Linked DNA regions of Homo sapiens: region 1 is linked to region 2. A link is a loop called in an ENCODE intact Hi-C map of the cell type or tissue named here. Cell type or tissue: heart left ventricle. All regions are shown on one strand. Links, peaks and the distances in the headings refer to the core of each region. The heading gives the core; the rest is flanking DNA.

Region 1 (2,821 bases), core at 57-2,556, 190 kb after region 2:
TTTTCTTAGAACTTTGAAAGGAAGGTGAATTGGAAAAATCAGGGTGCTAATGAGAGCACCTTGAAATGATGGCTATGGAAAAAGGATGACTATAGACATGGTGGGCTGATGGAGGCTGGAAGCAAGAAGGGGTCATGTAGCATAAATTACAATAAGGTCAAAGAACAAGTTCTTTAGAGTAAAATATACCACCCTTATAGATATGCAAAGCCTAACATGACGTCCATCTGTTTTCTCTGATATTATCTTGTACTACCCTCCTGTTACTTGATCTGCACCTCTGGCCAACACAGCCAGGTATGGTCTCTCCTCAGGGCCTTTGTACTTGCTGTTCTTTCCTCATGGAAAGCAATTTCCCTGAAAATCTACACAATTAGCTCCCTCTTTTCCTTCAGGGCCCCTCAGTAAGCCTTCCTTTGCCTCATCCTATCTAAAATCGGATGGAAAAGGAAAAAAGACTTAAGCATTATTCTCTATCTTCCTTGCTTTATTTTTCTCTTAGCACTTATCATTATCATATTCCATATTTAACTTATTTTAAATTTTTATTTTTGTGTATATCTCTCCTGTTACTGTGTAAGCTTTAAGAAGACAGGGAATTTTTTTTTTTTTTTCTTGACAGAGTCTTGCTGTGTCGCCCAGGCTGGAGTGCAGTGGCATGATCTTGGCTCACTGCACCCTTTCCTCCTGGGTTCAAGCAATTCTCTCTCAGTCTCCTGAGTAGCTGGGATTACAGGCACATGCCACCATGCCACCAGGTCCGGCCGGGAATTTTTTTTTTAAAGCAAGTTCTCTACTATATTTCTGCACCTAGGAAATACTTGGCAAATATTGTAGTGACTTAATATTTGTGGAAGGAAAAGTAGAGATAGAAGGTGGGGCATGTAGACAGTTTCCTTTAAGCTTGAAGATCTTAGAGGTGGAGCAGTTCAAAGTGATGACTCAAATTTGGAAGCCCCCTAGTAAAGCCAAAAAAGGTTATTATAAATGTAGACTTTTAATATAGGACATATTTTAGAAAAGATGTTTGACATTGTAGTTACCAAGGATCTTTAACGGTAGATTTGGAGAACGGGAAAGTGTTAGTTCTTATAATTCAGTGCCAAAATTTCTGCAGAAGTGGGAAGAGGCTTCTGAGGTCAGTAGATGTCATGAGTAAAAATAGTGACATTTAAATAGATGGCTCGGACTTCAACAGAGGATTGCTTCAGACACATTTAGATACTAAGTTCTTTCATGCTTCCATCATGGTCTTGGTATCTTCATCTATTACAGAAATTATTATAATTAGCATTTTACCTGCCAATTTCTTCACAAGACTGTAAAGCACTCTTAATCTCTATCTTCCCAGCACTTTACAAAGTGCCTGGTGCGTAGTATTCTCAGTAAATATGTGTTGAGTGAAATACTTACTGAATGAGAAAACATTAAGAGATAACTATGGAATTATGATGTTGGAGCCAAGAGCATTCTGATCTCTAGGTCATATCAGTGGACCAGAAGGGTGAGAAAAAGAGAAAGCCAAGTTTCATATACATGAAGGAGCAGGTTAGATGTTTTAAAGGTTAACTTTTTAGATGAAGGAAAATTTGTTGTTTATAAAAGAAAAAAGACAATGCAAAAGCTGGTGGAAGGATTGTAAACAGGGATGATGTGAGAAGACAATTAATTATAGGAGTAAGGAAACATGAAAATAATGGTTATAGACATTTGATAGTAATTGTCGAAAGAAAAATGTAAGATCAAATAGTTTGACTGCTAAATGAAAATCAGCATGAATTATTAAAGATATGGGAAGTGCAAGCAGGAAAGAAATGTTTCTCAGGTTACATTTGATGTTGTGAAGAATATTATAAAACAAAGTAGCATAGAACTCCACTTGGGAGTATTTACGTGATTTTAGGACTTCCATAAATACTTTTTATTTTGTCTCACTCTTGTTAGTAACACAAAAATGGAAAATGTAAAAACCTAAGTCTGTACACTTCCCTCTCAGTCAGTGAGCTTTACTGGGGAGGCAGCTATGGATGGAAAGGGCCAAGCTAATGGAGCAGGTCTCTGCAGGCTGGTCTTTCTTCCATATGCTTCGATAACTCTATAGGTATGATTTACAAGTAAAGGCATAGCCCCCATTAGCATTAATAGGATTTTACTGTTATTCTTTTAGTTTAAGGAAACAGATAATACAGTAGGTATTGGTGCATATTATTGTGCATTTATAGTGGGGACTTACGTAGAGATTAAAATGTTAATATAGGCCGGGCACGGTTGCTCACACGTGTAATCCCAGCACTTTGTGAGGCCGAAGCGGGTGGATCACTGGAGTCAGGAGTTTGAGACCATCCTGGCCAACATGGCAAAACCCTGTCTCTACTAAAAATACAACAATTAGCTGGGCATGGTGGCGGGCAGCTGTAATCCCAGCTACTTGGGAGGCTGAGGCAGGAGAATCGCTTGAACCCAGGAGGTAGAGGTTGCAGTGAGCCAAGATTGCGCCGTTGCACTCCAGCCAGGACAACAGAGTGAGACTACGTCTCAAAAAAAAAAAGGTTACTATGGTCCTGAATGTTTAATTATGAAATATATTGGTAAATATGTACGTTGTGAAACAAATTATTTTCTTTTTCTTAATATAGAGTTACATTTTTATGGGAGGTGCATTTTTTAAAAAGGTATTTACAGCCTGATACAATAGCATTTAGCTCTGTGCAATTTAAGTTAGTTTTTAAAAAATTTTGTTTCCACAGTCCAGAAAAGGCTTTGAAAGACTCACTACAACCCTATGAGGCTGCTTATCTATCAAAATCCTTATCTCGACTCT
Region 2 (2,821 bases), core at 304-2,803:
TATTTTGTGACCACACCCTCTTGTATCTTGTGGAAACAGAAAATTGAAATTTAATATCACATTAAGAAATAGCCATTTTTGAAGTAGTTTAAAGGAATATATCAGTTGACATTGTTTAAACTGAGTTTTTAAAGTAAAAGATGAAATTTTAGGGAAAAGGAGTATGTGAAGCCCGTTTTTTGAGGAAGCTTTTAAAGTTACACATTACCTGTGAAGCCTTTTGTATATATCACCCATTGTCTAATTTTGAAGAAAAATTAAAAAAAAATACAAACGCTTTTGCTAATTCATGCAAATCTATATTTTAATATATAGGGGTTTAGAATAATTTGTAAAAAATAATGTCTAATGTTCTGGGCTAAAATGTCAGTTAATCAGTATATTCATTTTAAAATATGAACTCATACAACCAACTATATTTCACATTTCAAATACAGCATTTCAACTGCAAAATCATATTCAACATAAATTATAAAAGCTAATAATTTTCAAAATTCATGTTAACTTTCACTTAATGTTATATTTGACAAGTTTTAGAATACAGTTTTATTTATGAACTTTTTTGGGAATAATATTGCAGAAACACAAATGGTAACATTATTTCTTTTGAATTAGTATGAAGTATTACTAGAGGTATATTTATTCGAGTAAGTTAAGGTCTTAGCTAACATTGAAATCCTATAAAAATGGAAAATTTTAAGTGTGCCAAATTTTCTGAACTGACAGATTAAACATCAGGTCTTTGTCACATCAGTTAGATTTATAATTAAATAAAGCAGAAATGTCAAGTTAAATGATGATTAAGAAAAATACATTTTCTCTAGAGCAAGATTCTGTTCTTTCGTAAATGTTAAACAGTGTGGTGGGGTGCATGCATCTTCTGACCTACCTGTTTGCTGTTGCCTTATGGGCCTTTTGGTTCACTATGACAGTTTTTGGCAAATTGATACATGATATCATTGACAGATTTTGACATGAATTTTTACCTGACAACAGTGAAGTAGCTGTGTTTTATTTCATGTCTTGTAGGAATTCTTTCGTTTTCTCTCCAATACTTCAACTGCATGCATTATGAGATTTAGTTGGCTGATGGATTTCTAAAGAACAGTACATAATATTTGTATTTGTTTTGCTTTAAAAAGTCACGGCCAAGAGGAATTTCCTCAGATGATAGGAATTATGTTTCCCTTTGATGGAGTACATGATAATATTTCTTTATTTTCCAGAATATGTGAAAACAAAAAAGGAAACATAACGTTTGTAGCTTCTAAAATATATTTAGACATCCTTTTGTTACCATTGTAAATCTGTTTTTAATAGCAGTGCTCACTATTTTGAAATGATTTCTTGATCACATAACTTGCTTTATATTATAAATCCAGGCCATGTCCTTTTGATAAAAACCATCTGCTGTTTAATTTTGTTTGTTTTCATTAGAAGAGGATACATAATTGGTCATAAAAGTCAGATAGAAAAATCCATTAGTCATACCAATTGATATGAATATCTGAATATTTAGTGCAGAAAACACTTCCTAAATCTTCCTTTTGTGTGCTGATAAAGTATTTTCTTTTCTTTTTGGAAATTCATGTTTCATTATGTCTTCCAGAATCAGTAACTTCCACAATTCTGGTATATGAAAGTATAAACTTCCCCTTTTAAAAATTCTTTTCAGGCTTTTACAGTTATATTGTTTTTCTTTTTGTGGTTATTTTATGTAGCATCTTCTTAGGATACAGTTGATTTTTTATATTCCATCAGTAATGTAGACCTATTCCCTGGTTTTAACTCCTTAATGTCTTAAAGTCGTGTTACAAGAACATCTTGCAGTTCGTAGTTCAGACAGCTAGGGAGATGCTCAGTCAATTGCATTCTTCATATTGTCAGTTGTAAATACTGAATTAGCTGCTATTGGCCCTTGTGAAAAGAAGAAAATTGGTTAAGAAATAGGGTTTTTAATAATTTGTAATTAATTGCAAGTTACTTTAGTTTTGTTTAAAAACTATCCAGTATTTGTTATCAAAATAACCAAACTGTTATTATTAGAGCCACAGCTATATGCATAAAATTGTTTCTTTAAATAAGTCTTTTTTCCTAATAAAGATTGTATATATTATGTTATTTAACAATAGAGTTCACATTTCAAATACAATTGTGAGAGAAAAGCTATATTTTTTAAAACTAATTTCTGCTCTCATTTTAGAAGCTAACCTGTATTTTCAGAGATGATGAACAATTAGCATACACTAAACATACTGTTATTTCTTCTTTGTAATAAATTTAACAACATTTTTTGCTCTAAAAATATTGTAACTTGCCTAATTATTAGCACATGGTTTGAATTTTAACTCATTAAAACAGATTTCATAAGATACTATAAATTTCCATTGATGAATTGTTCATGTGGTTGAAATACAAAAGGTAATAAAAATTGTAACTGCAAATTAATTTTCAGTGAACATGCCAAATAATAAACTTAACATAAAATTAAGTAATAAGTAACAGCAAAATAGTAAACCTAGTTCTTTTAAGAAACAGAAGCATTTTTGAAACACTGGAGAAAAACTGTACTGATTACATTAAGAATATTTAGTATATCTGAAGTGACTCAAAAGCTGTCTTCATAATGAATTTACAAAGAATATTTGTATTTAACAATGCATCCTAAAAAATTACATTTAAAATGTAGCATGTCTTAAAAGAAATAGATCTTAAAATACATGTCTAGCAATAAGTAGAATTAAACAAACTCTTAAAATTTAGGCTGAAATTTTTCAAAGTAATTTTTACCCCACTATGCCGGTTCAAAAGCAGCTGTATA

What was found. Peaks named below come from ENCODE experiments on the same cell type or tissue, not always from the same donor. Only the 100,000 strongest peaks of a DNase experiment are listed, where the experiment ranks them.
Region 1: it touches region 2 in a loop (3-fold over the local background); 6 of 110 quality-filtered maps call a loop at or near these places.

The regions. Positions count from the first base shown.
Region 1 is chr7:107,283,659-107,286,479 of GRCh38, reverse strand. COG5 (component of oligomeric golgi complex 5) reads left to right here. Exons shown (of 22, transcript NM_006348.5): 13 at 2,748-2,821. Among named protein-coding and RNA genes, the nearest start is that of HBP1, 120 kb to the right of the region's middle. In heart left ventricle, for the core only: no CTCF peak of the experiment used is centred there; no DNase peak of the experiment used is centred there; H3K27ac peaks cover 1,983 bases.
Region 2 is chr7:107,470,468-107,473,288 of GRCh38, reverse strand. The region is part of intron 6 of COG5 (component of oligomeric golgi complex 5); the gene reads left to right. GPR22 (G protein-coupled receptor 22) reads right to left here. Exons shown (of 3, transcript NM_005295.3): 2 at 987-1,917. Among named protein-coding and RNA genes, the nearest start is that of GPR22, 1.8 kb to the right of the region's middle. In heart left ventricle, for the core only: a CTCF peak has its summit at 1,831; no DNase peak of the experiment used is centred there; H3K4me3 peaks cover 2,500 bases; H3K27ac peaks cover 2,500 bases.